Regions from separate parts of the Homo sapiens genome. Here all the other regions are linked to region 2. Evidence: chromatin loops called from intact Hi-C (ENCODE). Cell type or tissue: dorsolateral prefrontal cortex. All regions are shown on one strand. Each heading gives the region's core, and the rest is flanking DNA. Links, peaks and the distances in the headings are about the cores only. Region 1 has its middle 20 kb from the start of TICRR. Region 2 has its middle 63 kb from the start of MIR9-3. Region 3 overlaps RLBP1 (retinaldehyde binding protein 1).

Evidence for each region. Peaks named below come from ENCODE experiments on the same cell type or tissue, not always from the same donor. Only the 100,000 strongest peaks of a DNase experiment are listed, where the experiment ranks them.
Region 1: a loop joins it to region 2, with 2.6 times the contacts of the local background. A loop is called at or near these places in 17 of 110 quality-filtered maps.
Region 3: a loop joins it to region 2, with 3 times the contacts of the local background. A loop is called at or near these places in 32 of 110 quality-filtered maps.

Annotation. Positions count from the first base shown.
Region 1 is chr15:89,551,593-89,559,936 of GRCh38, reverse strand. No RefSeq gene overlaps it. Among named protein-coding and RNA genes, the nearest start is that of TICRR, 20 kb to the left of the region's middle. In dorsolateral prefrontal cortex, for the core only: a CTCF peak has its summit at 3,066 (motif pointing right); a DNase peak (open chromatin) is centred at 3,096.
Region 2 is chr15:89,427,049-89,435,392 of GRCh38, reverse strand. No RefSeq gene overlaps it. Among named protein-coding and RNA genes, the nearest start is that of MIR9-3, 63 kb to the right of the region's middle. RefSeq lists an enhancer at 978-1,507 and a silencer at 4,353-4,412. In dorsolateral prefrontal cortex, for the core only: CTCF peaks have their summits at 4,297 and 4,514 (motif pointing right); a DNase peak (open chromatin) is centred at 4,512; H3K4me3 peaks cover 1,264 bases; H3K27ac peaks cover 1,218 bases.
Region 3 is chr15:89,202,452-89,210,795 of GRCh38, reverse strand. It overlaps RLBP1 (retinaldehyde binding protein 1), which reads left to right. Exons shown (of 9, transcript NM_000326.5): 8 at 1-97; 9 at 353-927. The coding sequence ends at 511. Among named protein-coding and RNA genes, the nearest start is that of RLBP1, 15 kb to the left of the region's middle. RefSeq lists an enhancer at 3,495-3,564. In dorsolateral prefrontal cortex, for the core only: CTCF peaks have their summits at 3,577 and 3,782 (motif pointing left); a DNase peak (open chromatin) is centred at 3,755; H3K4me3 peaks cover 508 bases; H3K27ac peaks cover 1,085 bases.

The sequences.
Region 1 (8,344 bases), core at 1,191-6,190, 130 kb before region 2:
CCAGGCTCCCACTCAGCTTTTCCACCATTTGTTTACTCTGTGGAGTTTGGCTGCACTAGAGTGATTATTGGCTAAAAGTTTCTGTCTTGCTAGGCTGCTCCTTTCCTGGTCGCTTGACTAGAGAGCAGCCCTTCTTGGGGCTTCTCTTGTCTGTGTCCATTGTTGTATTAAGTTGTCAGCTTCTCCAGGATCCAGTTAAGATACAATTAAGGCAAAATTAAAACCCAGAGGCTGGGTGTCATGGCTCACACCTGAATCTCAGCACTTTGGGAGGCTGAGGTGGGAGGAGCGCTTGAGCCCAGAAGTTCGAGACCATCCTAGGCAACATAGTGAGACCTCATCACTACAAAAAAAATGGGCACCGTGGCTCGCGCCTGAAGTCCCAGCACTTTGGGAAGCCGAGGCAGGTGGATCACCTGAGGTCAAGAGTTTGAGACCAGCCTGGGCAACATGGTGAAACCCTGTATCTCTAAAAAACTATATAAAAAATTAGCCAGGCGTGGTGGCAGGCCCCTGTGATCTCAGCCACTCAGGAGGCTGAGGCAGGATAATTGCTTGAACCCAGGAGGCAGAGGCTGCAATGAGCCAAGATCATGTGCCATTGCACTCTAGCCTGGGCAACAAGAGCGAAACTACATCTCAAAAAATAAAGAAATACATACATACATAAAAATTAAAATGTATTAGCTGGTTATGGTGGCACATGCCTGTGGTCCCAGCTCCTGGGTAGGCTGAGGTGGGAGAATTGCTTGAGTCCAGAAAGTTGAGGCTATAGCGAGCCATGATTACACCACTGCACTCCAGCCTGGACAAAAGAATGAGACCCTGCCTCAAAAAAAGAAAAGAAAAAGAAAACTCAGAGAACTCCCGCTGTGTCTTTCCCTGGGTCCCAAGTTCCCCAGCCAGTCTCCTTTCCCCTCAACCTTTCAGAGTCTTCTTATGTTTATTATATATGATATTCAAGAGTTTTTAGCTTTACATAATGGGAAGAATAGGAATAAATGTGTCTACTCCATTTTGTGTAGAACCAGAAGCTGTGGGAATCATTGTTCTTATTAACACTTATCTCCTGGAAGAGCATTCCATGCTCATGGATAGGAAGAATCAATATCGTGAAAATTGCTATACTGCCCAAGATAATTTATAGATTCAATGCCATCCCCATCAAGCTACCAATGACTTTCTTCACAGAATTGGAAAAAACTACTTTAAAGTTCATATGGAACCAAAAAAGAGCCCGCATTGCCAAGGCAATCCTAAGCCAAAAGAACAAAGCTGGAGGCATCATGCTACCTGACTTCAAACTGTATTACAAGGCTACAGTAACCAAAACAGCAGGGTACTGGTACTGGTACCAAAACAGAGATATAGACCAATGGAACAGAACAGAGCCCTCAGAAATAATACCGCACATCTACAACCATCTGATCTTTGACAAACCTGACAAAAACAAGAAATGGGGAAAGGATTCCCTATTTAATAAATGGTGCTGGGAAAACTGGCTAGCCATATGGAGAAGGCTAGCCATATGGAGAAAGCTGAAACTGGATCCCTTCCTTACACCTTATACAAAAATTAATTCAAGATGGATTAAAGACTTAAATGTTAGACCTAAAACCATAAAAACCCTAGAAGAAAACCTAGGCAATACCATTCAGGACATAGGCATGGGCAAGGACTTCATGTCTAAAACACCAAAAGCAATGGCAACAAAAGCTAAAATTGACAAATAGGATCTAATTAAACTAAAGAGGCTCTGCACAGCAAAAGAAACTACCATCAGAGTGAACAGGCAACCTACAGAATGGGAGAAAATTTTTACAATCTACCCATCTGACAAAGGGCTAATATCCAGAATCTACAAAGAACTTGAACAAATTTACAAGAAAAAATCAAACAACCCCATCAAAAAGTGGGCAGAGGATATGAACAGACACTTCTCAAAAGAAGACATTTATGCAGCCAACAGACACATGAAAAAATGCTCATCATCACTGGCCGTCAGAGAAATGCAAATCAAAACCACAATGAGACACCATCTCACACCAGTTAGAATGGCAATCACTAAAAAGTCAGGAAACAACAGGTGCTGGAGAGGATGTGGAGAAATAGGAACACTTTTACACTGTTGGTGGGACTGTAAACTAGTTCAACCAATTTGGAAGACAGTGTGGCGATTCCTCAAGGATCTAAAACTAGAAATACCATTTGACCCAGCCATCCCATTACTGGGTATATACCCAAAGGATTATAAATCATGCTGCTATAAAGCCACATGCACACGTATGTTTATTGAGGCACTATTCACAATAGCAAAGACCTGGAATCAACCCAAATGTCCATCAATGATAGGCTGGATTAAGAAAATGTGGCACATATACACCATGGAATACTATGCAGCCATAAAAAAGGATGAGTTCATGTCCTTTGTGGGGACATGGATGAAGCTGGAAACCATCATTCTGAGCAAACTATCGCAAGGACAGAAAACCAAACACCGCATGTTCTCACTCATAGATGGGAATTGAACAATGAGAACACTTGGACACAGGGTGGGGAACATTACATTGGACATTACTTGGACACAGGATGGGGCCTGTTGTGGGGTGGGGGGAGGGGAGAGGGATAGCATTAGGAGATATACCTAATGTAAATGATGAGTTAATGGGTGCAGCACACCAACATGGCACATGTATACATATGTAACAAAGCTGCACGTTGTGCACATGTACCCTAGAACTTAAAGTATAATAATAAAAAAAGAATAAAGATTGTGTCTTACAGACTAAAAAATAATAATAAAAAAACACAAAACTTATCTCCTTTGGGCAAAAAAAAGAAAAAAACCTTATCATATTGGGTTATATTCAAGCAACCTCTTTAAGAGTTTGCCGCATTTTCTAAACTGTAAATTCTTAGAATGAAAGAACTGCGTTTTATTTGTCTTCATATCCCTAGTTCTTAACAGAGTAGGGACTCAATACATTATTTTTTAAATTGTGTTGTAGTATGTTATTAAGTATTCATTACTTACCCAAAGGAAGTTGGGAATTTGTGCAGATACCGACAAGTTACCACTAGAGGGCAGCAGCAACAACTCTTTACAAAGGGCTCTGAAGCCTGCATGCCACTCCGGAATTAAACCTTTCCCAAGAACTGCCTATCCTTAGTTTTCATAAGACAAGCAGAAGCCTGGGAACTGATTGTAGTTGAGCCTCCCAGGGAGACAAAGGACTCTGGGTGACTGACAGGCTGCACCTGGAACACTGGGGCCCCATTCTTTTGGAGAAAGATGCTTCTCCCTCTTCCCTGTAAAGGGAAGAGAATTCACATATTTCCAGCATCTGGTGGGACAGTCATGATGTGCTGGGTTCTCCTCATAGTGGTTCTGCAAGGCGGGCATTATTTCTTCTTCTTCTTTTTTTTCTTTTTGAGATGGAGTTTCACTCTTGTTGCCCAGACTGAAGTGCAATGGCACGATCTCGGCTCACCACAACCTCCGCCTCCTGGGTTCAAGTGATTCTCCTGCCTCAGCCTCCCGAGCAGCTGGGATTACAGGCATGTGCCACCACGCCCGGCTAATTTTGTATTTTTAGTAGAGACGGGGGTTTCTCCATGTTGGTCAGGCTGGTCTCGAACTCCCGACCTCAGGTGATCCGCCCGCCTCGGCCTCCCAAAGTGCTGGGATTACAGGTGTGAGCCACCACACCCGGGCTATTTCCTCCCTTTTACACATGAGGAACTGAGGCTCAGAGGACCTCTCATAGCCAGTAAGAGGGAGTGCTGAAGTTATGACCCGGGCCTGACTGATCCCAGTCTCTTTCCAGTAGTCTACACTGCTTCCCCCAGGAGATGCAAGGACAGCCTCTGCCCTGATACAGTAGAGAGGAGAAGGGAGTTCCTTGGGCAATGGAGGGCCCAGCGTTGTGGCGGTAGAGAGCCAGGCTAGGGGACATGCGCAGAGGAAGCTGCATCCCAGCCCTCCCTGCCCCACACCCTGCAGCCTCTGAGCCCTGAGCCCTGGGGCGGGTCTCCTGGGGACATGGATTTTCCTCTACATCATCCATTCTGCACAGAGTCTTAGGACTCCAGTGGTACCTGGTGGTCTCTGGGGGAAGCCATCCCTTTGTGGCAGTATTTGTGGGCATGAAGAGACAGGGTTGGCCCTGAGCCACCTTTCTTTAATGCAGTGATGATCTACTCTGTGTTTAAGAGTTGTGTGATCTGTGGCCAGTGCAAAGTGAAAATGCAGGACCTCTTGTTTAAAAATTAAGAATTTCAAGATGGCAACATCAGAGCAAGAAACAAAGCACAGGTGCCTGCGAAGCATGCGAGCCTGTGCCATGATACACGTCACATGACCATGAAACCAGCCATGTCTGGGGCACTATTTCTAATTATGACATGATAACAGTGTCCATCTTTTAGGCACGTACTTTGCGCTATAGTCTGTCACTTTAAATATTTTATTTCTTTTAAGCTTTCTAGGGCTGTTTTTCCCCGCTGTGTGTTTTTATCCCTACAATGAGGAGGTTGGACTAGACCAGTTGTTCTTAACTCTAGTTACACATTAGAAGTACCTACGGACATTAAGAAAATACCCAAAGCTGGCCCCATCCCCAGAAATTCTAATTAAACTGGACTGGGGGAGGGGTCTGGGCATGTGAGTAAACGGCTCCCTTGTTCTAAGACTCTAGTTTCTATTTGAGGGTGATGATGACAAAAATATCCTTCCCCTCCTTTGAAAAAGCAGCTGAGGGATCTGGACCACTCTTGCTGCAGTTGGGCAGGGAGTCTTGAGGTCTCAGGTCTGTGAAGTTTTGCTGACAGTCACACGATGAATATGTGTCCCTGGTGGGTCTAGCTAAGGGGCAGGTCTCCTGGGGACATGGATTTTTCTCTACAGCATCCACTCTGCCCAGGGTCTACTCCAGTGGTACCTGGTGGTCTCTGGGGGAAGCCATCCATTTGTGGCAGTATTTCTGGGCATGAAGAGACAGGAGCGGCGTTCCTTCTGTTTCTGGGATCTTCCAGCTTGCCTAGCTTCCTTTGTAAAGCCAGAGCAATTTGTGAAAAGCTGTTATAGAGAAGAAAGCAACAGGAAAATAAAGTTGACCACACACTTTCTGAGTCCCTGGCATTGTGCTGAGGAGCGTTTGTATTTGATCCTCCAAAAACTCTTCCGGATGAGTCTTTTTTTAGGTCTCCGTTTTTATAGCTCAGAAAGGATACGTTGCTAGGCATCACACAGCTGATGAAGTGGTCCCTCTACTGACTGCGAGGCAGGGGCCAGGACTGTGGTTCAGAGAGGCTGTGGAGGTGGACTGGGGTATAGAAGTGGTCAGAGAGGTGCCCTGTCCTCTATCTGACCCCTGCTAGCCTGAGGCCTCGGACCCTATGCTCTTCCTCATGCTCCACCCCCTCCTACCCCAGCAGTACTCCCTGGCCAAACAGTGTCTACAGGCCAGTGTAATCCCAGACCGTTGTGGGACTGGCCCTCCTTTTTCTAGCCAGGGGAGCTGAGCCGTGGCTACAGCCAGTGAGTTGCGGCCCAGGCCTGTCTTATCAGGACTGCACAGAGCCCAGAAACCCCTCACCTGTGAGAATGATCTGGAACACTGGGTCCATTCACCGATCCGGGAACCCAAGGACAAAAGGCAGGTCCCCTGGGGAGGCCGCCCAGTCTCCTCATGGGAGCCCGTCAGGAGATGGGGCTAACACAGACTCAGGCTGAAACTCTGTATAAAATCGAACACCTTCTCTGAATCCTAGTTACGCTGCAAAGAACCAGAGTGTGGCAGCCAGGGTGGGAGCAGGCCACACCCTGATGGCCATCAGCCTCTGGCTCCCCTCAATGGGGGTTAGCCTCACTTTTGAGGAAGGAGCTCAAATTCCCCTCACCACAAACACAATACTCAGAGGGGCTTATAGAGGTTCAGGGGAGCTGTGAGGTCCCGGGTGAAGGAATGAGAAGGAATGGAGACCTCAGTTTGAGTTTCGGGGAGCGAGCAGGATTGCAACCTTCCTAATAGAGCCTTGGCCAGAGCAGAGGGGAGGGCTACAGCTGAGGCCCCACCCTCCTAGGAAGCCACACCATCCCCTTCAGGACTGTGGACCTGCAGTTTCACAACCCTGAGCTGGGCTAAACCAGTGAGACCTGGACCAGCTAATGGGAGCATGAGCAAAGATTTCTATCACACTGTGAATTCTAGGGCTGCCAAGTGGTTTAGGAGTAAAGGGCTGGAGGATCCATTTTGAATTCATTCTTCAAAAGTGTAGGGTCAAATGAAAAGTGTTTCCTGAGATGAAACTATGATATGGGTTGGACGGTGGTGATGATCGCACAACATTGGGAGTATATTTCGTGTACAAGAATGTTTATAGCAACCTTATTCATAATAGCCCCAAACTGGAAACAGCCTAGATGTGCATCAATAATAGGAAAATGGGTAACAGTGCTAGAGTCACACAATGAAATACTACTCAGAATAAAAAAGATCAAACTACAGATACATGTGGTAACATAGGTGACTCTCAAAATCATTACGTTTAGTGAAGGAAGCCTTACACAAAAGAAAATGTTCGATATAATTCAATTTATATAAAGTTCCAGAACAGACAAATCTAACCTATGGAGGAAAAGAATTACAAGAGTGGCTTTGTCTGGTAGGTGGGGCAGGGATTGACTAGGAAGAGGCAGGAGGGAATGGTAATGGGGTTAGGTACTGCTCTATATCTTGGTAGGGATTGGGTTGCACCGGTTTATTCATTTGTCAAAATTTGGAAAAGTTTCACTTAAGATGCTGCATTTTTTTGCTTATGAATTTCACCTCAAAAAATTAAACAAGGCTGGCCGAGGTGGCTCACACCTATAATCCCAGCACTTTGGGAGGCCGAGGTGGGCGGATCATGAGGTCAGGAGTTCGAGACCAGCCTGGCCAACGGTGAAACCCCGTCTCTACTGAAAATACAAAAATTAGCCAGGTGTGGTGGCGTGCACCTGTAATCCCAGCTGCTCAAGAGGCTGAGGCAGGATAACTGCTTGAACCCGAGAGGCAGAGGTTACAGTCAGCTGAAATCATGCCATTGCACTGTAGCCTGGGCAACAGAGCAAGACTCCGTATCAAAAAAAAATAATAATAATAAATTAAACAATACTGAACCCTAGTTAATGAAAGGCATGCTGAAGTAATTAGGGGAAAGGGTGTCGATGTCTGCAATAGATTTTTGGATCCATAAAAAATAAAGTGGATTGATGGATGGATAGAGATGAGACGTAGCAAATGTAGTAAAAATTAATAGTACAATCTGGGTGATGGGTGTAGGAATTTTGACTGTAAAATCATTATGTTTAAAATTTTCTATTTAAAAATGCTGAGAAAAGATACATTGCTATATCATGGAGTAGCACGTAAAATTTATGTGACTTCCGTGCTAGAACAAGAGTGTTTCAGCAGACCCTTCAATAAGTTTGGCCTAAAGCACCTGCTGTTCCCCACAGTTACGTACCATTACTGATTTTTTTTCCTTTCTTTCTCTTGGGAAACAAATGAGCTAGCAAACTGTGCCTGATATGTGGTCTGTCTCTCTCTCTCTGTGGCCAGAAATTCTACCTGTTTGCTGTTTTAACAGACTCAAGAGGGCTGCCCACTGTACTTGTCTGAAAGCTGTAACCAAGTTATGGTTGGTTATTTGTATGTCACTAAGGCCCATAGTTTCTGCCTAAGGAAAAGTAATAAAATAGGTCAGATCACCTCTCCCCTTTAAAGCAGCTGCGTTAATGTGAGCAACATGGCTGAAGGTTGGCACGCAAAATTCTGTGTCCACATCCTAAGATTGAGATGAAATAAGTAGAGATCTAGACTCTTCAGAGTTTTTCTTGTTGTTGTTTTTTGTTTTGTTTTGGTTTTGGTTTTTAGAAACAGGGTATTGCTATATCGCCCAGGCTAGTCTCAAACTCCTGGGCTCAAGCAATCATCCTGCCTCAGTCTCTGAAGTAGATGGGACTATAAGTGCACACCACCACACCCGCTGGACTATTCAGACATTTGAAAGACACTATTGTATCCGTAGAAGCTGAAAAACCAGAGTGGTTATTATGTGAATATCTTGAGTATTGTCTTAGGCAGAGGATAAAGAGAAGAAAAGAAAACCCCTGTGACTGGAGTCTGCCCCTTGGTGGACTAACTCTTCTGACTCATCGTTTCATACCATAAAAAGTGGAACTACTGCCTTCCTGAATTGAATGCAACAAGGGTTTCAGACAATGAACTTCAAAGAAACACTGTGTTCCTTGTGGACTGCTTGGGGCATGCCCTTCGACCCCTGAGAGTTATCCTCACTC
Region 2 (8,344 bases), core at 2,306-7,305:
GGAATGCTGCTTTCTTACTTCCCAGGACAGCAGCAGGAACGGGCGACGGAGGAGGGTGGGCTTAAGAATGGCCTTCAGGCCTCTGATGAACCATGGGCTACTTTTAAGTCTTCCCCCATGAGGAGCCACTGGTTTGCAGACAGAATGCAGCTCCTGCAGGCTTTGAAACAGCTCCTCTTCCGAACTATCCTCACATCACAGGACCCATTTCCTTAGCCAGCTGGTTTGTCAGATACAGGCACAGTACTCCAGCAAGCACCCCCAAAGCACCCCAACTCGGAATTCAACAAGACTGGGCTCTGCAGTTCTGGCTGTGGGACCTCAGCAAGCTTCACAACCCCACTGATCCAAGGTTTCTCCATCTCTCATACAAGTTAGAGCTACTGCTTGTAGGATGGGGAGTGCATTAAACGAGGTGCCTGGGATCAAGCCCCTGACATTCATGACGATCTGGTCTCTAAATAGTAGTTATGTTCCTTAGGCCCCGTGTGAATATGGAATGGTCATTAACTGCACGTTAGCTGTATTCAGAAGCAGTGTTGGGCTACGGTTTCCAGCAATCTTAGTAAGCAGAGTATGTTGAGGGTAAAGAGATGGGGGTGGTAAACACTCGTGCTACAGCATCCACCTGCCTTTTAATTTTGAAATGACTTTAGATTTGCAGAAACATTGCAGATGGTACAGTGAGATTCCCCTAACATTAACCTCTTATATCGCCATGGTACATTTGCCATAACTAAGAAATTAACATTGTTATAACACCATGGACTAAACTCCATACTTATTAGGATTTCACCAGTTTTTCCGGGAATGTGCTTTGTTCTAGGATCCAGTCCAGGGCACCGCATTGCGTTCAGTCACCTGTGTGTCATGGATGAAAGAGCAGAAGGCCCCCTCTTCATCAGCTTTGCTCACTCCCGGAAGGCAAGGCCCGTTTCCTGGAGTGGGGAAACGACCCACACAAGCCCCCTGTCCTGCTGAGTCTCCCCATCAGGAAGTGGGTTTCCTAAGCTCATCAGTGCATTCAGGAGCTCCCTTCCCAGAGCTCTAGACTAATGAAGGAGTTCTGTGGCTTCTTGCTAGCATGGAAAGCTGAGGAAAGAATGTCAGAACAGAAGCAGACCACACAGATGGGAAACGGGACACCCAAAGCATCTGAGAGGCCCTGTGTCCCTGCTGCTTGGTACACACACACACACACACACACACACACACACACACACACACACACAGCCCCAAATCAGACCTTCCTGTAGCTCAGAGAGTGGTTCAGAATCCAGAACTCTTTTCCCCAACTCCAATCACTTGAATGAGAATAAGAATGAGTCCCAGCCCATCCCCCAAGCCCACACCTGCCACTCCTCCCACAGAGCTGGTTGTGGTGCCTGGATGTGGGCACTTCTGGGTCCCAGCCCACCCTGGAAGCAAGAGTCAGCCAGGCTCCCAGGAGCAGTGGAGGGAAGGCCCCCTTGGCGTGGGTGAAGACAGGACAATGCCCACTTTTTCAGGCAGCTGGCAGAGCCTGCCAGGCCCTGGGTGTCTGAATGCCCATTGGAGCCAGACACTGGACTCTGTTTCCCAGGCAGCCCTGTGCCAGCACCTGCCCCCACCCAGAGAGAAGGAGCCTTTCTTTCCTGCTGGCCAAGGCCAAGGCTCCCAAAAGAGCATCAGCGGCAAGAGGGGCTGACCTTTGTTCAGGAAACTGGAGTTTCCTGGCCACCCGTACCCCACCTCCACTTGGGAACCTTGGAGCTGGAAAGGGAAGTATGTGTAAGGGCCTCAGTTCCCCTCTGTGAGTCTGCCCTGCTCCCTCCAGACTCTGAAGCTGCAGGACTGCCAGCCGGCCTTGGCAGACCCCCTCCCTGCCCCCACCCCACCCCACCTATTCATCAAGGGCTCTGAATGCTAAAGACCTTCACAAGGCTCATCCTGTTGGCCTTGAAAGGGACTCACATTAAAGACTGCTGCAGGGTGCATTTGGAGGGAGGGAGGGAAGAAGGGATTCCAACTGGAGTGACTGTGCCCACTTGGAAGGTTGCAGAATTGAGACCCACAGAGGTACCTGATGATGAGCCCAGGCTCCCCAGCTAGGGGAGGGACATGGATTGTGTCTCCAGACACCAGTTCAGGATTTGAGTTGCATGTGGCTTCCAGGCCATTTGCTCTAATGACTCACACCACTAGTTCTGTATAAGGACGTGGATCAAGGTATCCTCAAGGGGCCTTGGATACTGCTGGGGTTATTTGCTATCCAATCCTGACAGTTCCATTTGGGCCCCATGGATGAGCAAGTGCAGGGCCAGCTGGGATTTCTGGAAGGCCTGGGACTCACCCAGAAAATAGCCTCGGAGACATTTTGGTGTGGCTGTCCAGAAAGCCAGGCTGTGGGGCACCCTCTTCCATCAGGCCAGCTCTGGGAGATCCCTAAGCCTGAGAACTGAGGGCAGCAACACCCCAACACCCCTCCCTGACAGCCCCATCCACTCACCCCTAGGCCAGAGAGAGGGAGCAGGGGTGGATCTTGTGCCTGTCACACACACCGCTGACATGTACAGAAACATACGCACAGAGACACTAGACCCCCTCACCAATAGATGCAGGGAGACACAAAGATGAACACACACACACACAAGCACACAGCAGACAATGGCTGTTGGATCTTTATCATGGGCACTGTGATGTGTGCCTGGCCCTGATCATCTCATTTACTCCTCACACAACACACAAATATACGTAGAATGGGACCTAAGCAGAGAGACCAAGACACACATATTGGAAACCCAAAGACAAATACCTCACAGACTCAGACACACAAAAAGGACAACCAAACCATGGACCCACAAAGATAAACACACCAGTGGTGTCCCAAGGGCCAGGAGGTAGGACAGAGCCAGCCAGGAGCAGGCAAGTACTTTGTCTGCAGAGAATTTAAAAGTCACCATGCTTTTGATTATCAACTTGCACTGCAATTCCTTAACCGTGTCCGTAAAACAATGCTCCATTCCCCTCCCCAAATTATTCTGTTAATTCTTACCTGTTTTATTCCAATTTTTTTATTGGGGTAAAGTATGCATAACACAAAATTTATCATTTAACTGCTTTTTCATTGTGATGTTTTAATGATTTTTAAGTGTGCAATTCGTTGGCATTAAGTACATGCACGATGTTGTGTGACCATCACCACGATCCAGGACTTCTTCATCATCCTAAACAGAAATTCTGTACCTATTAAACAATAACTCTCCATTCCCCATCTCCCAGTTCCTGGTAACCTCTATTCTACTTTCTGTTTCTGCGAATTTGCCTTTTCTAGGTACCTCACATGAGTAGAATCACACATTTATCTTTTTGTGTCTTAAACTGTTTATTTTATTTTTATTAGTTATTTATTTATTTTTGAGATGGAATTTTGCTCTTGTCGCCCAGGCTGGAGTGCAGTGATCTCGGCTCACTGCAACTTCTGCCTCCCAAGTTCAAGCAATTCTCCTGCCTCAGCCTCCCGAATAGCTGGGATTACATATGTAGGCTTCAAATATGCACATTTATATTACTTATCCTTTAGTTAACCTTGTGTTCTACGTGAAAGTTAATTCCAAGAACTCCTGGCTCCGCAGTTGGCCTCTAGACAGGTTTTGATGGTTGGCATCTACCAAGTCACTTCCGGTGCAGGCTGTGTCTCCAGGCCCTAGCTCCATGATAATGAAGTTGTAGAACAGAACTTGAATTGCTTAATTTTATTTGTGACTAAAATTTAAAACTGTGAATCAGAGAGCAAGCTGTGAAGCTGCAATAGTTTTTGTTTGGAAAATGCAAATTTTACATTATATAGGGAATATTTTATTGAATTTGAACAATACGTTTAAAGTTGAAGTCTCTTCTTTGCAGATTATTCGTATTTTAGTCTTATTTAATTCTAATGTAATGTTATTCATTACTGGGACAAATCAGTATGTAAGTATATTCCCCCCCTTTGTTTAAATAATGTAATTTAAAACTATTTGCCCATTTTTTCCCTTTTTTAACTATAATGACTATTTCTTATTTTATTTATTTTTGAATTGGCATGAGTTTATATAGGAAATTCAATAAAAGAAAATTTTGGCTGCCTGCCATTTATTGTTACTCATTTCATGATTACTACTGCCAATAATTTTGTCTTATAGAAGAGGGCAGGTGTTAAAAATCTGCTCAGGGTATATGCTAGGTACCCCCTGAGACAGGTGTGCGTGCACACACACACACACACACACACACGGGCACGTGCACCCTCTGCTAAGTGCCCAAGTCCGCTAATCACGAGTGGGTGGGTCTCTCCAGCCAATAGTAGTCCCGGTGGTGGGAGGGTGGGTCCCAGATTGGGCGCCGGCGGACAAGGTGGGGTCGGGAATGGACGGCAGGAAGGAATAGAAGAGGATTCAGGCCCCAGTGAAGGTCCTGAGCCACAAAGACCGCCTCTGCCGCCTACTCCTGCCCCTTGCCCCGTCTCTGCTGCACTTCCGAAATCTACCACGAGGTGTCGCTGTGGCAAAGCGATCCCCGCCTCCGGACGCTTCCGAACTCTCTCGGCGACGTTTGCTGAGCGCCCTCGGTGCCAGGTACCGTGACTGGCCCTGGGGAGTCCAGACAAATGAGGTACAGCCTCTGTCCCTGAGCACCGCACAGCCTGGCGGGGGGCTCACAATGGGATCTAGGTGTGCACAGCCTGGCGGCGAGCGAGGACGTGGAAGGGCGCTCAGAAGCGGCTGCGTCACGGAGGGCCTTTAGTCCCAGCCGGAAAAGCTCAGGCTTTCCCACGAGGCGAGCAAAGGTCTGAGCGGACGTGTGCTTAGAAAGGCGCTCTGTGTGCTATTATTTGTGTTTTAAAAACGAAGGAAGGGTGCAAAATAAAGACCATACATTGTGAGTGTTCATAGGATATATCTGGAAGATATTTTAAAATGGGGGACATTTGTGTCCTCAGAAAATGAGATTCGTGGCTGGGCACAGGGATGGGGTAACTTTCACTCCGTGTATTTTGTTCATTTTGAGCTATGGAAATGGATCAACTTTCTGAAAAATACATGAAACAAAAACTATTAAATTAAAATTTGTAAAGTCTTTATAATAAAAACAAGTCAGTTAAGATCATTTCAACTGTGTTGTGTAAGATGAGCTGGAGAGACAGAGGCGGAGGCAGGGAGACCTTCAGAGCTGGGCATTGGTCCTGGGGAGGAGTTGGAGGAGACCTGGCCTGGTGGGGAGGTGGGGTGTGAGCACACCGCTGGGCTCTCCAGCAGTGATGACAGGCACAGGGCTTGGCTTATGGATTTTTCTGGGGCAACAAAAATATAAGGGCATGAAAAACAGAAGTATTGCTCCCAGATTTTAAAAAGGAAACTACAAAATCCAAATGAACAAATGTTTAATTAGATGTCTACAGAATGGAACTCATGCCAACCAGCCAATTGTCACATAATTCACAGAGCAGAATGTGAGTGCATTTTGATAGGTTTGACATGTTGCGGCAGGGAAGCCCAGTGGGGGATCCCCAGGACCTGCCTCCATTCTATACTTCCAGGGCTGAAGCCAGGCACCAGGGAGGCTCAGAAGTCACATCCCATACCAGGAGCAAGTTTCTGAGGCTTGGATACTCTTAGATATCCTCATGCCAAAGCCCCCTCCTGCCCCAAGTGAGGAGTCTGAGCAGGCCAGGTTGAGGGCAGCCCCCAACAGCAGGGCTCTTTCAAGGGTGTGTGTGTGGAGCAACAGTGGTGGGATAGCATCAGTGAGTGGAAACTACACCACAATAGTCAAGCCCACTCCCTGGACAGAAAAGGAAGCTGAGCCCAGAGCAGGGCAGGGACTGCCCCAAGGCCACACAGCCAGTTAGTTGGTGCACTGAGACTCATCCTGTCAACTCTGGCTTCCAGATCTTGGTGGCCTCCACTGGATCACATTGATGCCCTGCACACCCCAGTCCTGAAGCCAAGAGAGGACCTTCAGGGACCTCTTGGCCTTCCTCAGACAGCACTGCCAGCTATTCATGACTCCAGAGGGTTATTTGGTGGGATTTAGGAGAAAGTCCACATCCCAGGCCTTGCAAATGGCTGTGCCTCCTGGGGAGAGGAGTGGAGGGGAGGGCTTGTCCAGGCTGCTGGACATTTGCCAAGTCTCAAGGCACAAGCCTGTGAGCTGGCCTTCCTGTGTCACAATTCTCTCACCACAGCAGGCCTCCGTCACCAGCTCACCCTGCCCCACAATCCTGGTGCATGCAAAGGCATCTGGATTCCCAGGCTTGATTACATAAAAATTTAAAACTTCCATGAAGCAAAAAATACCTCATATGAAGGTAAATGAAAAGTGACCAATGGAAGAAGATGTCTACAACATAAGTAAAAGAGGAATGATATCTATAATATGTAAAGAGTTCTTATAAGTTAATAATTTAAAAAAATATGAGTAACCCAACAGGAGGCAAGGGTCCAATGAGGTAATAGCAGGAAAGGAGCTTTGCAGGAAGAGCTGGATATGTTTGAGGGTGAGTGTCCTGGGAAAAGTTGAGAGGAGGAAGCTTATTCTCTCCTGGTAGGCACAGAACCAGAACTGAACCATCTCTGTCTATTCTTTCTTTCTGACTGAGAGGCATGAATATTCCCTATGCCAGTCAGCTCAATGGAAAACACACACACATACACACGCACATATATACACACACACATACACCCCCTAAGCAAACGTCCTCCTGAGAGCCCTTCTGTGAGTCTTCTAAGATGTTTCAGTCCCACAGAGGGACTCTAGACTGAACCATGAATCCTATGAGTAACAGGTGAGCTTGAGGCCTGGGGAGGACACTTGGCAACCTCCCTACCTCCACTCCCTCTTTCTCCTTCCTAATAGAATCCCAGGCAGCCACCCTATTGCAGGCCCAGCAAAGGATTCATGATTGGACAAGACCACAGGTTTTTGAGAGGAGCAGCTGCATCCCACAGGGTGTTTAAATTTTTGTGGAACATAATTGGTAATGATGGGGGCACTGTGGGCATTTGGTGAGCAGGAATCGAGGTTAGAATTCCTGACAGTTGCACATAGCAAAACTTTGGCCTGAGCCCCACGTGACTTTCAAATGTTCCACTGGACAGAAATGTAGGTGAAAAATCTGAGCCTAGAATCTAATCTCATGTGACATATTAATAGAAAGGTTTTTTTGCAAGACTTTCATATATATTGAAAGCATACTGCAGCAAACCGCCACTGTGCACATTGAGGAGGCCTATGCTTTGTTTCACTGGTATCTTCCCAAGAGTTACCACCTCAACACAATCATGTCACTGGTAGCAATGTTACCAGTGGCGCTTTGGTCACCAAAACAACCCACCTATATTTGCCCATATCTGTTGCTACCGCATTCATGGAGCTTTTAGGCGCAGGTGAAAGCATCTGATTGTTTCATTATGTTTTCTAGAATACTTTTGCCTCAGCATGTATCTTGAAATATATTTTATTAATTATACATTTCCTTTTGTTTTTCTTTTAGAGTTAGGGCATTGCATTGCTATTTTTGCAATTACATGTGTAAGTAGGTCCTACTTCTACAGATTTCATCAGGATAGTAATATTTGTTATGAGAAGGGAACCCTGAGCCTAATGGGATCGAGAATGGCTGGCCTGAGCCAGACGGCAGATGGAAATCCCCCGGGGATGACTATGGGTTCGTGGATTGGGTGGAGCAATTTTTGGCATCTTCACTCTTTGGCATGAACAAGGAGGCAACCACACGGGCCTGATGGCTACTGGCAGCCATCTTGTGTTCATGAGGGAAATGTTCCTGAGAATAAAGCCAATGTGGAGAACAGAGGTGGGGGACCTGGATCTTTGGTGATGTCACCGAGCCCTGATGCTATGGCATCCGAGGATACCCTGCCTCTGCATCTCCAGCCCTGTGAGGTAAATGTTCTTATGAGGAAAACAGTGGCAACCAACTGTTAGGTACAATGGCATGAATGGTTTGGGTTAAATGGCACTACTACCTCGGTTTCCCTCAGAAAAAGGGATCTTGGTGAGCATGGATACAGCTTCCTCTTACAGTGATGCCAACATGGCCATTCATGTTTCTGACCCTTTAACGGCCACCTTTAAAGGCCAGACCTCAGAGGAGACAGTAGCAGCTGCAGTTTTCTTCCTGCTATAGGCTTCTCTCCACCTCTGAGAAATGTTCATGGGGCTCAAAGTGGGTGGGGCAGAAAGGCTATGAATCTAGGTCTCCATAAGAGCTTCAGGCTCAGTATCCACTGTGTAAACCAAGAGTGGACCCGAGCCACAGAAAATCCAGCCTGGCAGAATCCCGGCCTGTTGCGCACATCTGGAA
Region 3 (8,344 bases), core at 1,851-6,850, 220 kb after region 2:
CCGGTTCAAAGCCATCCACTTCATCCACCAGCCATGGTACTTCACCACGACCTACAATGTGGTCAAGCCCTTCTTGAAGAGCAAGCTGCTTGAGAGGGTGAGTACGTGGGCCGCCCAGACAATGAGACAAGAGGGCTGAGGGTGGGGCCTCACCTGAGCCCTCCTCACACTCTACCATGGTCCTGAGCTATGTGGATCCCACTGACACCCAACATGGAGACCTGCGGAGAGAGGTGTCGCCAGGCAAAGACTGCACATGATGGGGCTTTGTCCTCCTGCCCCTTTCCTCCCTCAACCCTCATCCTTAGGGCACCTCCTCCTGCTCAGTTCTGTCTCCCTTGCTTCCCTGCAGGTCTTTGTCCACGGGGATGACCTTTCTGGTTTCTACCAGGAGATCGATGAGAACATCCTGCCCTCTGACTTCGGGGGCACGCTGCCCAAGTATGATGGCAAGGCCGTTGCTGAGCAGCTCTTTGGCCCCCAGGCCCAAGCTGAGAACACAGCCTTCTGAAAACATCTCCTGCCAGCTGAACTGTAGTTAGAATCTCTGGGCCTCTCCTCAACTGTCCTGGACCCAAGGCTAGGAAAGGGCTGCTTGAGATGACTGTGGTCCCCCCTTAGACTCCCTAAGCCCGAGTGAGCTCAGGTGTCACCCTGTTCTCAAGTTGGGGGATGGGTAATAAAGGAGGGGGAATTCCCTTGAACAAGAAGAACTGGGGATAGTTATATTTCCACCTGCCCTTGAAGCTTTAAGACAGTGATTTTTGTGTAAGGTTGTATTTCAAAGACTCGAATTCATTTTCTCAGTCATTTCCTTTGTAACAGAGTTTTACGACTTAGAGTCTGTGAAAACAGGCAAGGAGCCCGGGTTAAAATATCCCCCTATTCGCCCCCAAAATGCAATAAAAGAAGATAAAAGAGAGAGGATATATGTTCAAATGATTTGGCAAACGCAGCAGTCCTGGTGGCCTCTAGGCAGGCTGGGAGTTTTCCACACAGAATTCCAGGGTGGAAGAGGCCTGGAAGTGGCTTCATTCAGGGGTGGCCTCCTCCCCTTGCTGAGGTGCAGTCTGACGTGTGTGGGGTGGTCAGGAACTTGGACCTCTTTCCAGGGTGGCAGTCATGTTCCCTCCATCTGTCTGGGAGAAGGAGTCTTTCCACCAAAAGCTGTCTCCTCCAGTCCCCTTGCCTGGATGGACAGTTCTACTTCGAATTATAAGTGGCATCTTCTCTGAGCACTCACTCAGTCCTCAAGTTATAGAGTTAAAGCTCTTTTTTTGTCTTCACTCTCAGGCATTTTACGGTGATGAACTTACACTTTCCAAATCTGCATTTTTTTTTTTTTTTTTTTTGAGACAGGGTCTCACTTGTCACCCAGGCTGGAGTGCAGTGGTGCAATCACAGTTCACTGCAACCTCAAACTCCTGGGCTCAAGCAAGCCTCCTGCCTCAGCCTACTGAGTAGCTGGGACTACAGGCGCATACCACTGCACCCAGCTAATATTTACATATTTTTTGTAGAGGTAAGTGTCTGGCTCTATTGCCCAGGCTGGTCTCCAACTCCTGGCTTCAAGCCATCCTTCCACCTCAGCCTCTCAAGGTGCTGGGATTATAGTTGTGAGCCACCATGCCTGGCCCAAATCTGCATATTTTGACAAATACAAATGCTTTCCTTCTGTGGAGTTGGCTTTCCTCAAGTGCTTGGTGATTTTCAGGTGTGTGCTCATTTCTGTAGGTGAGAATCCCTGTTAGATGCCCTGTTTGCTGAGCATGCTGTTCCCTCTTGGGTAAGTGCTGGCTTCTTCTGGGCATGGGTCTCCTGAGCATTGACAGATACTTTTTCCAAGATGCTACACTCATTTTCCCACATGGAAGCAGACGCTGGCTGGCTAGTGGCAGTAGGCGAGGCTTGTTGTTCCCACCAAGGCATCCCAGTCAATCAACCCAAGACTTGTCTGCTCTTGCCTGTAGGGTCACCCCCATTCTTTGTGGGTATCAAGCACCCTTAGTGCTGCACCTACCTTTTGGGCCAGGATATTCCAACCGTTTTCTGGACTTTGGATTCAATTCAGTCCTATCTGCTTTCACACCTTTGGGAATTTCTCTGATCCACTGAGAGTTCTCTTTCTTGCTTTTCAGTGAGGCTGTGTACATGTTCATGTATATGTCAATGTATACATATGTGTGTGTGTGGGTGTATATATATATATATTTATAAATAGATATATATATGCACTTATTTCTTACATACTTTCTTCTCTCACTCCTAGGGTTTGTAGTGTATGCTCATTACCCAAGAAACTTCCTTCTTTATAACATTCACAGTCAACAAGCCATGGTCATAAAATCCATGAAAACAAAAATGGTATTTACATAGGACTCCTAGGCTGGAGGAGGAATCACAGCAAATTATTATGGGCAGAAGGGTAGGAGATCAACCAGTGAGGATTTTGTCCCAAAAGTTGAGGCTTCATTTTTGCAAATGAAATCTCACATGGAACCTTGGTATTTAAACCTAAAAAGGGCAGGCATGTGGCTCATGCCTATAATCTCAGCACTTTGGGAGGCCGAGGCAGGAGGATTGCTTGAACGTGGGAGTTTGAGACCAACCTGGGCAACATGGTGAAACCCACCTCTACAAAAAATACACAAATTAGTTGGGCATGGTGGTGCACGCCTGTAGTCCCCACTACTCAGGAGGCTGAGGTGGGAGGATCACCTGAGCCCAGGAGGTCGAGGCTGCAGTTAGCCATGGTTGTGCCACTGCACCCCAGCCTGGACAACAGAGGGAGACCCTGTATCAACAAAACAAAACACAACACCAACCTAAAAAGAATGAAGCTGCTCTGGTAGAAGGGGCCTCACCCTGAGAGATCGCTTATGAACATCTGGAGCTAAGAAGGTATTTCAAGTACGAGAACTGTCAATGGTGCTTTGGGGTCATGTGAGAAAGGAATAGAGACTAGTGTTTGCCAAGGTGGAGGGCACTGGTGACCTGCGTGGAGGTGTTGATGGAAGGGGGTGGTGATGAGGCTGAGTTAAATAATTAAAAGGAATGGGTATTTTTGGCCAGGCGCAGTGACTCATGCCTGTAATCCCAGCACTTTGGGAGGCTGAGGTGGGCAGATCACTTGAGGTCAGGATTTGAGACCAGCTTGGCCAACATGGTGAAACCCCATCTCTACTAAAAATACAAAAATTAGCCAGGCATGGTGGCAGGGACCTGTAATCCCAGCTACTCGGGAGGCTGAGGCAGGAGAACTGCTTGCACCCGAGAGGCGGAGGTTGCAGTGAGCCGAGATCGCACCACTGCACTCCAGCCTGGGTGACAGAGAGAGACTCCGTCTCAAAAAAGAAAGAAAAAAAGAATGGGTATCTTTTACGTTTTCATGATATACTTCTAATTTTTCCTTAAGACCTGGGTCCTAAATCTGAGGGAAACACTGGTTGATCCCTATCCACTGACTCCCATCTTCCCCGGAGCCCCGAGCTGCCAGGTGCCCTCCTGGACACAGTCCAGGTCCACTCTGAATTTGTGGCAGCTCTAAATATATAAATGAAATCAGGCACATGCTGAGCAGAAGACTCTTGGGGCAGCCCTAGCTCCTACTCAAACCCGAATGGGATGCTGGGGTCGTCCCTAAGGTCAGCAGGGCTGGGGCCTTAGCCCAGGGACCCCGTCTGATAAGAAAACCAAGTGGCTTTCTGAGGAAGAAGCCATAGGGGTTGGGAATCCCGCGAGCCGGCTCTGAATGTGTGCTCGCGCCGCCCCCTGCTGGCCGTGCCCTGACACTGCCCCTCCAGGGACAAGCTGGGCAGGAGGGTTAGCTGGGTGGGCTGGGCCAGACCTTGCCTGAGAAGGTGGTGCCGCTTTTGGGAAAACGTGTCTGAAGACTACCAATGTTAAAATCTGACGTGCTCAGCTTCACAAAATCCCAGCTGCCTGTGTGTGTGATTCCTACAAATGGCCCCCACATTATTGGAGAGAGACAATAAAATACTCTTTTGAAGGCCACCAGCTATGGGAAGGGGGACAACAAAACGTGAATTTTATGACAACCATTTGGTGCCCATAACAACTTCCTTTCTGGGGATATCTGATTTTTTTTTTTGTTTGTTTGTTTGTTTGTTTTTTTTTTTTTTTTTTTTTTTGAGACGGAGTTTCGCTTTTGTTGCCCAGGCTGGAGTGCAATGGTGAGATCTCAGTTTACCGCAACCTGCACTTCCCGAGTTCAAGCGATACTCCTGCCTCAGCCTCCTGAGTAGCTGGGATTACAGGCATGCGCCACCACGCCCAGATAATTTTGTATTTTTAGTAGAGACAGGGTTTCTCCGCATTGGTCAGGCTGGTCTTGAACTCCTGACCTTAGGTTAGCCTCCCGCCTTGGCCTCCCGAAGTGCTGGGATTACAGGCATGCGCCACCGCACCCGACACTTTCTGGGGACATCTGGGATAAGGCAGGGATTCTGCCTCATCAAAGTAATTTGAGGGTTGGAAGGTTGCAGCAGTGCATTTCTGCCATGCTAATGTGGACGTTGGGAGAATGGAGACAGCAGAGTCTGGAGGCAATTCATCAAGCTGTGGGTGGAGGTCTCAGGAAGGAAGCGGGCACCAGCTTCAGAGAGCCTCTCAATGAGATTGGCCACTGCCTCGGGTTTACCCAGGGGAAAGTGGAGGAGGTTAGTGCTGCCTGGGGGCCTGGCAAAGCCTTACTAGAAGAGGTATACCTTTCTCTTAACTCAAGCTAGCAGGAAAAGAGGTGAAGTGGACTACTGCTGATCCCCCCCCCCCTTTTTTTTTTTTCTTTTTCTTCTCTTTTTTTGAGACAGAGTCTCACTCTGTCACCCAGGCTGGAGTGCAGTGGTGTGATCTCGGCTCACTGCAACCTCTGCCTCCCAGCTTCAAGCGATTCTCCTGCCTCAGCCTCCCGAGTAGCTCGGATTACAGGTGCATGCCACCACACTCGGCCAATTTTTGTATTTTTAGTAGAGACAGGGCTTCACTATGTTGGCCAGGCTGGTCTCGAACTCCTGACCTTAGGTGATCTTCCCACCTCGGCCTCCCAAAGTGCTGGAATTACAGGCATGAGCCACCATGCCTGGCCTCTGATCCCACTTTCGGTTAGGGGTTTGGCTCTGGAGTTGAGGAAGCTCAGAATTGTCAAATCTGGAAGCTTGTGGGATCTCCTGGAGCCTCACTACTCAAAGGGCGGTCCAAGGAGGGCTGGACCTTGGAGCTCCCCATGGGAGCCACATCTCAGACATGCTGCATCAGAATCTGCATTTTTAACAAGACCCCCAGAGGATTGCACATTAAACAACCAATCAGGCCAGGCACAGCAGCTCACACCTGTAATCCCAGCACTTTGGGAGGCTGAGGCGGGAGGATTGCTTAAGGCCAGGAGTTCAATACCAGCCTGGGCAACACAGCAAGACCCTGTTTCTACAAAAAAAAAAAAAAAAAAGGAAAAATCAGCCAAATGCAGTGTAGTTTTAGCTACTAAAGAGGCTGAGGCAGGAGGATCTCGAGTCTGGGAGTTCGAGGCTGCCTGAGCCATGATCACACTACTGCTCTCCTATTAATAATGGGCAACAGAGTGAGACCCTGTCAGAGAGGAGAGAGAGAGAGAGAGAGAGAGAGAGAGAGAGAGAGAGAGAGAGAGAGAGAAGGCAATCAATGCTTACAAAACCGTGGTTGTCTACCTCCCAGCAGGTGGCTCAAATGTGCACTGCTTTAAACCCTGTATGTTGACATATGGAGGTGAGGATATGGAGGAACCCCCACTCTAGTAAGTATTCATATCTGTGGGTTTAAAGGCAAACCTTGCATGTGAGCAGAGAACAGAGAAGAAGGCTGCAGGAGCCCTGTGGGAAGACTGCAGCTGACAGGCTAAATGTCCCAGAATAAGCAAGTTCCACTGTGGGGCTGTGCCCGGAAGTCGCCTTGCCAGTAGGCAGGACATGTATACACCTTGATTTCTCAAGGTGCCCACATATGAAGGAAAAGACAAGGATTAGAGTTTGATGGTGCACACAACGTGGCTCGTCAGCACTTCTGAGCCCAGGAATGTTTTTGGAAACTATAACCAGGACGGGCTCTGCTTTCCTCGCAGCCCATCAGTTAGACGCTTTGATGTGGAGCTGGACCATGTCAGACACTTTGCTTGTAGTTTCTACCTTGGAGATGATGTATGAGTGGGAACAAAACAGATCAAGCCAAACCACTGTCCAAAGTAACATCAGCACTCTGAAAAATATCATCTGAACCTCTCAATTATCCTGAGGTAGGCATTCTTAGTATAATTATTCCCATAGGTAAATTAAATAAATAAATAAATAAATAAATAAATAACAATCCGAGGTTAAATCCTGCTTAGGATCAAAGAGCTAGAAATGGCGAGGATGGGACCCTGACCCAGCAACTCTGGCTCCAAATCTCTCTGGCTCTGTTGTTACTCGTGCTTTGTCTCCAGTGTTTGTTTCACTTATTTCTGGGGATGGGAGAGGTGCAGGCAGAAGGGAGAAGAAACAATGAAATGAGAATTTCATATATTTCAGGTTAATTTCACCAACTATCATCAGATGAGGAGGAAATGACTTTAAGAGGAAACCAGTCTTCAGCAGAGATGCTGGGGTAAATGTGGTAGATAGCATGACTCAAAAGGAAGGTGTGGGTGACACAAAGCCACATGGAGAGAGGTATTTAATTTTATCCCCTTTGGGGAGGGGTTCACCAGTTCGAGGCCAAATTGCCCGTCATGTCTTTCAACCACTCTGATATATGGTAGCACTTTCATGTAACTCCCTCTAAAGACACCCAAGAGAGAAGTGAGGAGGGGAGGCTGTCATATGAAGGGCCATCCAGTAAGGTGTTTGATCCTCACCAAGGGAAAGTACTCCCTATAGGACTAGAGCAGAGAGGCCAGTTAATGAAAGGTAAAATAAAAAGTAGCATGACTGGGGCAGTGAGTGAGGTGTCACTGAACACAAATGCTGTATGGCTGCCTCAGGAGAGGGCAGCTATGTGTGCTACTGGTCCTGCCTGACCACATTGGCATGCAGCTGGCACTGACCTCCCCAATGCCCTGGACCTGAAATCTCTTCCATGTAGTCTTTTCATAGGTAGTATTCTTTGCAAGTTGGTTTTCTTGGGCCAAAATAGTCTGGCTATATTGTGGGGGATATGAATCGAGGGAAAGCTTGCTGACCAGAGAGGGAAGAATTTTGAAATTTGCCACTAGGCATTTTTAGGTTTTGTTAATGCACAACTTCTAAAGCTAACACTCCCCACCCTGCCTAACTTGACGAAGGTTTTGTGTGGCCAAGGAGGGAAGGGAGCTGTGTGTCTCTTGGGGGTGGTAGAACCCTCCTGGCTGAGCCAGTGCTTGGTCCTGGGAGACCCTTAGCTTGGGTTCAGACAGATTCAAAGAAGAAAACACCACCAGCACCCAACCAACCCAATATAATCTTGACTTAGGAAATGTTCACTTAGTCTTTTTTTTTTTTTTTTGAGATGAAGTTTCACTCTTGTGCCCAGGCTGGAGTACAGTGGCGTGATCTCGGCTCACCACAACCACCACCTCCAGGGTTCAAGTGATTCTCCCGCCTCAGCCTACTGAGTAGCTGGGATTACAGGTATGCGCCACCACGCTCAGCTAATTTTGTATTTTTAGTAGAGAGAGGGTTTCTCCATGTTGGTCAGGCTGGTCTCGAACTCCCGACCTCAGGTGATCCACCCGCCTCGGCCTCCCAAAGTGCTGGGATTACAGGCGTGAGGCACCACACCCGGCCTCACCTGTTCTTTTCAAAGAACATTATTGGAAAAGCATACAAATCACACACGGCAAGCACCATTTACACCTTGCCTTGTATTTTGTCTTCATGATCCACTTTAAGAAGTGATTAAAACACTGAGGCTGGGCATGGTGGCTTACAACTGTAATCCCAACACTTTGGTAGGCCAAGGCAGGAGGACTACTTGAACTCAAGTTTGAGACCAGCCTGGGCAACATAGCAAAAAACTAAAAACTAAACAATTAGCCAGGTGCAGTGGCAAGTCCCTGTAGTCCCAGCTACTCGGTAGGCTGAGGCAGGAGGACTGCTTGAGCCCAAGAGGTCAAGGCTGCAGTGAGCTGTGATCATGCCACTGCACTCCAGCCTGGGCCACAGAGCAAGAACCTCTCTCTAAAAAATTAAAAAAGTAGAAAAGAGATACTTCACTTATTTTAGTTCTTGGCTTTCTTGCCCGGAGAAGATGGGGTTGTGAAGACACTTGTGGCCTGGTCAAGGTTTTGGTATTTGTTTGCAAGGATGGACTAACATCAATTGTGGTGCAAAAATGGGGT